2 separate regions of the Mus musculus genome follow, and region 2 is linked to region 1. Evidence: chromatin contacts called from ENCODE Hi-C or POLR2A ChIA-PET data. All regions are on one chromosome and are shown on one strand. The core of a region is the stretch at or near the end of the contact, and the rest is flanking DNA. Distances in the headings are between cores, read along the strand shown. Region 1 holds the start of Rab35 (RAB35, member RAS oncogene family). Region 2 holds the start of Bicdl1 (BICD family like cargo adaptor 1).

Region 1 (4,984 bases), core at 1,639-4,138:
TGCCTGTCACTGTTTGTCTCATTTGTAACTGCCCAGCCCCGCTCACCACCGCGGTGCTCCTGCCGCGGGTCTGTGACACAGCTTTGCAGTGCTGCTCTTCTGATGGGGATCTCCGGAGTTAGCTCTAAGGTAGGAAGATAAGCTGTAGCCCGGGACATGGGGACAAGGTCTCTAGCTGCGGGCTGTCCTGACCAGCCTGCAGCAGTTCACACGCGACACACGACACATGCGTTTTTGGAAAGAACTCTTCATTGACTGCAGCCAGGTAAACATTAGACAGTGTTTTCAGAGCGTTTGCTGGGAGACTCATTTTGGGATTCCAGAAGCATACCCTGGCCTCAGGGAATTCCCCCCTCCAAGCCAAAATTGATGATTCTCACAGGGTGTGACAGCGGCTGTCTGAATACAGCTGACATTCAAAGTGTGCCTCTGTTCTGGTGTCACCATGAAATCTTTGTGACGGACTCTTCTCCTTCCCTCTTGCTAACAGAGACAGTCTGTGTCCTCTGAAGTATAGTACAGTATAGTATAGTACAGTACAGTACAGTATAGTATAGTATAGTAAATGGTAAGAGGCCATTACATAGTTACAGAATAAAGGCAGGAATTAACACCCACTGGGTTCCAGGTGACATATGGATGGGGCAGAACTGGGAATCTCATCTCCCTAGAGCTGTTCTGCTTCACTCCCCAGAGAGTCCTGTGTTGACAGGTTGCTGCTCTGGGACTGTGGGAAGTCCCCTATAGGAAACAGCTCGATGATGAGCGAGCCCTTGCAGAATGACTAACATTGGTCCCTGTGACTGACGATGCATAGCCTCACATTTACAGTATTCTGAGGAAACAGACTCTGAGGCCCCTTGACTATCCAGAAGCTATTCAGGGGTGGATTTCAAAGCTGGCATTGAAACTGCAATCTTTTCAACCTAGGAGCAGGCATGAAGATGACCTGACCCGATGCTTTAGGTGCCAGGGAGACGTGGAGTGCTTATCTGAAGTCTACCCTAATCCTAAGACTTCTTGCTTTCCATCTGTCTCCTCTAAAATGTTTTTTTTTTTTTTTTTTTTAAAGATTTATTTATTTACTTTATGCATGTGAGTACAGTCTCTATCTTCAGACACACCAGAAGAGGGCATCGGACCCCATTACAGATGGTTGTGAGCCACCATGTGGTTGCTGGGAATTGAACACAGGACCTCTGGAAGAGCAGCCAGAGTGCTCTTAACCGCTGAGCCATCTCTCCAGCCCCTCTAAAATGTTTTGAGGTTTTTCTGTTATGTACCTGAATGTTAGTTTGAGTCTACAGACCACATGTCTCAAGTGTCAGCCAAGGCCGGAGGGTGACATCAGTTCTGAGACTGGAGTTACAGATCCTGGTAAGGCGCCATGGGGGGTGGGAGGGGCTGAGGATTTAACCAGGTTCCTCCGGAGGAGCAGCCAGTGTTCTTAACTGCTGAGCCATTCCTCAGCCCCTTCCCTGTTTCTTAAAAAATGCCAATCAAAGGAATAGCAGGAACCTGGCCAGTCCCAGGAGTTTTCAATCAAGAACACAACACAGCCAGCGTCTCTCCTCAGCCAGTATCTTATGATTCTAGGCTCGTGTTCATCTGACATCACCAGGCTTGCTTCAGGGAAATAAAGAGTTCAAGCAAGGCCTAGATCAGACACTGTGTGTGCTGTTCAAGGACCTGCAGTACCTTGAATAACAAGAAAATTATGAACTGCATAAATCTACCAGCAGCGGAATTGTTAAGGAATAGTACAACCATCAGATGGGGGTACCACGTGGTGACGAGGCAGTTAAATGATTGATGGCGGCATACCGGTGAACTGCGAGAGGCACATGGGTGCTTAGATACTCTGAAATGTATGGGAAAACATGTATCCATTAGACTAGTAAGTGTTTCATGCTGTCCAAGAAACTTTAAAGGAAAACTAATGTCAACTTTGAATTCAGTAAGCGTCTGTATTTTGTTGTTGTTTTGTTTTAAACACTAGCACTGCTTCTTACGGGGAAAGATTAGGAGTGGGCAGTATCCCCAACAGGTGCTTGGCTGGAAAGCACTGGAGGGCAAGAAGAAGCAGGGACAAAGAGGCTGGGGGTGGAGCTCAGCTCGAAAAGCGTCTGCCTAGCATCTGCGAAGCCATGGGTTCGAGTCTCAGCACCACATTAAAACAGGACTCAGGAGGTACAGGTGGGATCAGAAGTATATGGTTATCCTCGGCTACTCGAGAGAGTCAGGAAGCCACCCTGGGATACTTGAGAACTTGTCTGGAAAAAGTAAAAAACCACAGGGATGGGGCAATCCCTGCAGACCTGCAGGGAGGATGGCGATGGCAGCGACAGCTCTCGGGGACGGGCAGGTGGGCTTCCGCTCCAACTGGAAAAAAACGTGGGGCTGGCTCCGCGCTGCGTCCGGAAAACTGAGGCAGAAGGAGCAGAAGCGCTGGCGAGCAGGGTGCATACGCCCCACGGATCCCAATCCGGAACCGCTACCCGTTCCGCCAGGGGGTCGGGCGTCCGGGATCGTGGTGCTCGGGGGACGACTTCCTCCCCAGCGCTGACCTCCAGGCTTCAGCCCTGCGGCCGGTTGTCACCTCTCTTCCGTCGGGCCCTGCTAAACGGTTCGGTTCTCCCGGGGATCCGCAGCGACGGCGCTCGCTCGCTCGCTCGCTCGCTAGCTCACTCGGACCTCGGCCGGCGAGCGTAGCGCACTGCGCGTGCGCGGAGAGGGCGCGGCTGGCCGGGGCTGCGGCTGCGCAGAGGCGGTTCCAGCCCCCGCGCCTGCGCAGTGGCGGGGCGGGGCGGGAAGGAGGGAGGCGGCGGCACCGGCGGCGGCTGCTGAGGAGGAGGAGGAGGAGGCGGAGGTGGGGGAGCGGAGGGAGGTGTTTCTGTCAGTTCCGGCTGTTTGTTCGGGAAGTGGATCCGCCGCTGCCGGAGCAGCCGGGAGGGAGCTGCGGATCGCGAGGCCAGGACCGACCCCGCCCGCCCAGCTCGCCTGCCCGCCCGCGCGCGCGCGCCCGCCCGCCCGCCGCCCCCGCCCGCCATGGCCCGGGACTACGACCACCTCTTCAAGCTGCTCATCATCGGCGACAGCGGTGAGGGCCGCAGGGGCCGGAGGCGGTGTGGGCCCTGCCGGGCGCGGCCCGCGGGGGCCTCGGGGCGGGCGGGCGAGCGGGGCGGGCGGGCGAGCGAGCGAGGAGGCGCGGCCCGCGCGGGGCGGGAGGCGCGGAGCTCGGCGGGGTCGCAGGCCCCGGGGGGGCCGCAGCGAGGGGACTCCGGGGTGGCTCCTCGGCGGGGCGGGGGGCACCGAGGGCGCGGGATGCACGCACGGCCCCGGCGCTCGTTCCTGCCTCACGTGTGACCTTGGTCAAGTCGCGCGATCGCTGGAGTTGGAGAGAGCCGGGTTCGAGTCCCGGGGAGGCAAGCTTTTGCCGCTCTGTGACCTTGGGCGAGTTGTCTCGCCTCCCTTGAGCCTCAGTTCCTGCATCTGAGAAGTGGGGACTTGTTAAGCTGAGCGGTGGGATGATTCGGTGAGCTGAAAGTAGGGAAAAGCGCCTGACCCGGCATAAAGTAACCTCTAAGTAACTCACAGTGTTAGCAGCATGAGTCGCCCTGTGAAGACTCAGCGCTCCGTGAAATGGGGGTATTTCCAGGACCCGTCTCCGGGTTGCCGTGCGCTTGGATGAGGTGCGGCAGGTACAGCCATGAGCGCATTCCTTTAGAATTGTTACTAAGTCTCAGCAAGGTTCAGTTCTCATCTGTGGAATGGGAGTGGTAGATTTGCCTGCCAAGGCTGATGTGAGCACACACTTAATGAGGGGACTAGTGTTTGGCACACAGTAGGTGGACAGTGTTTGCTGTTCTCTTACCCGGGTGCTTCATTCAATATTTTAAGTGCTTTGTGTACACAAACACACACACACCACACACCTTTCAGTACCGCGCCATCTCTGATTCATAGATCAGCTTCTGGTACCCAGTGCTTAAATGCATTTGGTCAGTGAATGAGAGTCACACTGGTTTCTGGCCAAGGATGAAGCATTTTAGAGGTGTTTGGAGTATGGCAGGTGACCAGGTCCTGTGGGGTGATGGTGAGTTCAGGGAGGCAGGCCCAGGATGTTTAGGGGAGCTTAGCTGAGGTGCCAGGAATATGTGATGTTTTAGGAAGGAGGCTGGCGAGCAGCTAAGTTTATAGATCAGACTGGAGTGTGGGATAGAGAGGGTCATGTGACTTGAGACAGCCAAGTTGGTGGTAGAGCCTGTGTATTGTCAAGGAACTAGAGCTCCGTGTCCCCCCTGAGACTCAGGATATAGGCTTGTTGGCTGACGCTGTCATAGACGGACATGGAAATAAGTGGATTTTGGTCTCACGGGAGAAGCTGGGTTGGGATGTGGTTGGTGGTTTGGATCTGGTGGAAGATGGCTGAAGTCTTAGGGGGTTGCTGTTAGGGGGGGAAGGTGTCGGGAAATGCTAAGGCCTAAAGGATTGGGGTAGAAGAATAGCTGTGTCTGGGAGCGGAGTTGGAAAGCTGGAAGACTGACCTGTAGTGGTTTGAATGAAAGAAAACTAGGCAAGCTGTGTAGATAGACTTGAACTTGGACCCAGCTAGTGGCATTCTTCTGGGCTCTTGAGGGTTTGTTGACATTATGGTGATCTCTCTCCTTTCAGAGCTAAAGTCAGCCCGCTGTGGTCAGAGGTCTTTATCCCTCCTCAAGACGTGGCCAGTGTTAATATCCAAAACTCGAAAGGCCAAACTCAGCAAGAAGATGTAGCTTGTTGGCATTTTCTCTTCTGTGAAACCCAGGAAATGGTTTCTGCCTGCTTTCTTACGGTGCACCTCGCATGGTGTATTGATTTTTTTTTTTTTTTTTTCTTTTTGCTCAGAAGTCAGGTGTGGGGACAGGACTCACTGGTCAGTCTGTGTGTGACTAGCTCCAGATTCGGTGTGAGTGCAGGCCCAGCTTATGGGGAAGGAGGA
Region 2 (4,832 bases), core at 2,314-4,813, 100 kb after region 1:
ATGTTTAACCTCCAAACCACTTTGTCAGAAAATGCGTTTGATGTCAATGTCTGACGACAGTAAATCCTTCTTATTAAAGTACACTAGTTTTCTACTTCCAAGTACTTAATTAAAAATACAGCTGTTTGGGAGGCAGAGGCAGGCGGATTTCTGAGTTCGAGGCCAGCCTGGTCTACAAAGTGAGTTCCAGGACAGCCAGAGCTACACAGAGAAACCCTGTCTTAACCCCCCTCCCCAAAAAAATACAGCTGCTACATTAAACTCTAGAAAATATTTTGTCTAAACAGGCATTACAATATCTAATTTGTTCAAAAAAAAATACAGTGGTAATAGGGTAGCTGAAGAGGAGGCTCTGAGCTTAAAATCACTTATTGTTCTTTAAGAGACTTGGGTTTGGTTCCCAGCTCCCATATGGTGGCCCACAACCATCTGTAACTCCTGTTCCCGATTTGACCTTTGTGGGCACCAGGCATGCATCTGGTACACATACATACATGCAGGCAAACACTCATACAAGTAAAATAAATAAATCTAAAAAGAATAAACTATGGGGAAAAATCACTTGTAGGCATCAAATGAAACAGACTGGAATAAATTAGTCACTCTCAATTGTAGCACTAGATGAATTAACATGGGCAGACAGGATATGCTTAGTGATGGTGCGACCCTCAACATCATCAAATAAGTACATTCATTAGCTAATAAGCAACTAGTGAATATATTTTCAAGTGTACACAAAAGAAATTTTAGAGTCAGGTACACTGCACACCTATGGTCTGGCTGGTTGGGGACTGAGGCAGGAGAATCTCTTAAGTACCGGAGTTCAAGGCCAACATGGGCAACACAGTGACACGGTGAGACCCTATCTCAAAAATAAATCATGCTTTTCAAACATACATACATACATACACACACACATACACGCACACACATATATATGTATATATACACATACACACACATATATATGTATATATATATATATACACATACACACATATACACACACACATATATGTACATACATATACATACATCTATCTATATTTATGTATATATACGTATATATATGAAGCAGGGTAAATATATGTAAGCTTTTGTTTTTAAGTTTTGATAGAGTACACATGACATATAATCTACAACCTTGACCACTTTTGCCATGTCCAGATCAGCAGTGTTAGGTATGACACTGGGCAACAACGCCCCCTCGCCGCCCGACCCCCACCCCCGAGTTTTAAAAGTTTAACACTGGCATTTAACACAAGCAGACCGGCACAAGAGTGTAGGTCTTCAATGATAGTATCTTCAGTGATAGTTTAAGCAGGTTAAGCTATTTTAGGCTTACCCATGGAGTCAATTACAAAATGTCAGAGGTCGTTATTTATCCCTTTACAGGAGAACCTTTTTGTTGCTGTGGAATTTTGAAATCCTGCCCTTACTGAGAACGCCACATGGAAACCAGGATCTGTGTAACTGTGCACCATGAAATCTGTCATTCATCAGACTGATAGGATGCTCTTTTCAAGCTCACAGTTTCTTCACTCAAGTCCCTCTCTGAAGGAATTTCCAATCTCCAGCGCACATCTCCGGGGTAGTCACTACTTTACAGTGTCATGTAACCGAATTGATTTGGAAAGAAAGGGACACCCTTGTATTTCCAGACCTCTACTTCAAGTGGAGACTAAACAAGTCAATTCATTAAGGTAGCTCTGTTGTACTCTGGCTGTCCGGGCCCAGGTTTCACAGACAACTTTTCAAGCCATGTATCAGGAGTCCATCGACCGGCAGGCCTCGATAACGGGCCCGGCTGAAACACAGGCCGCTCACTGGTTTCCTTTCTTCTGATTTAACTTTCGATAGGTGACTAGACTCTAGACGCACATCAATCCCACGGCAGAAGTGTTTGTCCACTCACATTCTGACCAAACAGAAGCAGTGGAGGAGAACCTGACAGAGGGCTAGTTTCGGGCCTGGTCACATCTGTACTATGATGTTCTCGTAATGAGAACGAGGAGAACTAGTCCAAGAAAAATGGGTAACAGTGCTGAACGCAGAGGGCCAGAAAAGCCTGGCTGTTTCCACAGCTCGAGCCTGCTCTCCTTTTTATTTTGAAAACCTACCACTTTGGAATGGCTATCTTTTTCTAGGTACCCTCAGTTACCATTCAAGACTCTTTCTGCTTAAGAGCAAAATCCCAATAAACACAGTTGTAGACGATGTTGTTGCATGGAATTAACAGAAATATTACTCATTTGAAAACGTACTTAGGATTATTTATTAACTGGGGTGTGTGTGTAGGCCGGAGGACACGTTGCTAGTGACATCCCACATGGGTTCTGAGGAACCAATTGGGGCAAGTGACCTTACCCACTGAACCATTTTGCCAGGAAACGACCCTCCCACAGGGGTGGGTGAGGGGAAATGTTTTTAGTAGTGGTTAAAAGTAACATACATGCTAAGACCCAGGACACAGGAAAGTACTACTGAGACACACATAGCTACTGAAGCCCAAACTAATCACATGATGAGCCCTGCCTTCTCTGATTTCTGCAATGGAACCACATCCCCTAATCCCTAAGCATTTGAAAGCTATATAAAGCTCCTTTCGAGGCACTTGTTCCCCACAACTCTCTGCCAGAAAGTTAAGACAAGGGCATCCAGAGGCCTTAATGCCCGGACTGGAAAGCTCTGGGCTAACACCCTGATTAGAGATTAACTGCTTCTCCGAACACCTGAAGCATATTTTAAATGCTTCTCGATGTTCTCATTTCTGTGTGCAGATATCGCCTTGGTGCTGTATAAATTAGTCATACTGTAAGCTCTATTTTAGACTCTGTGTACAATACATATATAGAACGGCCCACAACGGTGAGAGACGTGCACGGACTCACATCCGAGCTGGGTGGGAAAGGCAGGTGGGCTCAACGAACGCGCTGATGCTGGTGAAAACTATCCCTCCTGCCTCCCCGTTCTCGATGATCTTCTTCGAGGTAGACTAGGCACGGAAACGGGGAGGACAGGCAGGCACCCCAGCTCCCCACCCATGCCGCCGGAAGGTCCTCACCTCTAGCTTGTCCGTCAGCTCCTTGTGCATCTGCTCGTACTGCCGGCTCATGTCCTGGTTCCTCTCGAGCAGCGCCTTGCCTAGTCGGGCCGCCAACACCAGATCCTTCTCCTTCTGGCGGATCACCGACAGCAGCTCGGGATCCTGGGTAGGCGGCGGCGGCAGCGGCGGCCCGTGCCCCTCAACCGGAGACTCCGGCTCCGCCTGAGGATGCTCGCCGGGCTCGGACGACCGCTCCCCGGCCGCCAGCAACGCCAGCTCCTCCTCTAAGGCCAGTTCCAGTTCCCCGGGACCTCCGGGGAAGGAGACGAGGGCGGCAGCAGTGGCGGGACTCCGGACTGCGTCCCCGGCCCCAGCGGGCAGCTCCATGCAGCAGGCGCTGTCCGGCTCGGCGGGTGCTGAAGCTCGGCCGGCCAAGCCCAGGCAGAAGGCGGACATGGCCCGCGCGCGCCGAGCCCGCAGCGGTGCGGCCCGGCCGGCGCGCGCCAGGCTGCAAGGCGGGGGGTGGGGATGGGGATGGCGGGGGAGGGGCCCCGCCGCGCCGCCCCGCGCTTCGCCTCGCCTTGCGCCGCGGCACGCGCCCCCCGGGTCCCCGCGAGCCCTGGGCGCGGCGCGCGCGGGCGGGCAGGCGGGCGGCCCCTCCCCCGCGCCGGCGACACGCGCCCCCGCCCCCGGGGGGCTCAGCTGCTGGCGCGCGCCCGGGACGCGGACGACGGGGGTGGGCAAGAGCGGCAGAAGGGGAGATTGAAGAGGGGTGGCGGGGTGCGGAGCGGGAGGAGAAGCCGCGCTAAGGATCGCCGCCGCGGCCGGGGTTCAGCCGCCCTGTTGCTGCCGCTGCTGCTTCTGCTGCCGCCGTCGCCGCCGCCGCCGGCCGGCCGGCGCCTCACGGGGAGGGCTGCGCTCCGCTGTCGCTGCGTCGCTCGTTGCTGCTGCTGCCGTCGGCCGCTCCTTGCAGCCGCGCTCCATGTCCCCCGGCTCGGCGGCAGCAGCGGCGGCGACGGCGGCTGCTGCTGCTGCAGGGGCCGAGGCGGCGGCTCGACATCGTTGGCCGCACAGCCCCGGAGCAGTCCTTCCTTCTTGCCTGCCCGGCCCCGCAGCTCACCCGGCCGAGGAACCCGCCCGGCTCGCCCGCCGGGCTCGCTCCTCCGCCCGCCCGCCCCGCGCTTCCGGCCGCGCCCCTCTTCCCCGCCCCGGGGGCCGGCGCCTGACGCGCGCGGGCACCTGTTCGCCGCCGCGCCCGCGCGGGATTCGCCGACGCTCCGCTCGCCTCGGCCGCGCCCAGGTGGCGCCCGCCTAACCCGGACGTGGCCTCACGCGACGCGGGGACGGATGCGCGCGCCGCCCGTGGGGAAGCTCAGCGCGTCCTGAAAGGCCGGAGCCTCTCCCTCCCGTGTGTGTGTGTGGGGGGGGGGGGTGGGGACGGCCACGCCCCCGGCCTGGAGCCACGCCCTCAGCCTCGTTCCCAGCTCTAGGTGTGGCCACGCCCCCTGCGCGCTCACCTAAGGGTGCGGCTCTACGTCCACCACTTCTCCGACTCCTCCTCAGCTTGGCGCTCGGCCACGCCCCCTGCCTCGTTTTCGCCGGGGCCACGCCCCCCGCGCTCGCACCTCTGGGTGTGGCCTCCTCCTCCTCCAGACTCCCACGCTCTCACCCCTGATGGCGCTCTGCAGCGGCACGCGTCCTCTTCCTCGCCTCCGCGGCCCCAGCCCGCAGCCTCTCTTCGGTTTGGGGAGCTGGCGGGAGCCCCATTTGGATTGGGTCTTGTGGT

Evidence for each region. Hi-C counts contacts between places; a loop is a spot of excess contacts on that map. ChIA-PET counts read pairs that join two places held with the same protein, here RNA polymerase II (POLR2A).
Region 2: POLR2A ChIA-PET joins it to region 1 with 16 read pairs in Patski. The contact joins the promoter of Bicdl1 here to the promoter of Rab35 in region 1. A Hi-C loop is called at or near these places in 2 of 37 maps with a recorded cell type or tissue (both T-helper 17 cell). POLR2A ChIA-PET finds 5 or more read pairs at or near these places in 3 of 5 experiments (Patski and embryonic stem cell).

What each region holds. Positions count from the first base shown.
Region 1 is chr5:115,629,099-115,634,082 of GRCm38, forward strand. Rab35 (RAB35, member RAS oncogene family) reads left to right here and starts at 2,889. Exons shown (of 6, transcript NM_198163.1): 1 at 2,889-3,100. The coding sequence starts at 3,049. 1110006O24Rik (RIKEN cDNA 1110006O24 gene) reads right to left here and starts at 2,718. Exons shown (of 1, transcript NR_027810.1): 1 at 1,951-2,718.
Region 2 is chr5:115,728,058-115,732,889 of GRCm38, forward strand. It overlaps Bicdl1 (BICD family like cargo adaptor 1), which reads right to left and starts at 3,564. Exons shown (of 9, transcript NM_001080808.2): 1 at 3,065-3,564. The coding sequence starts at 3,502.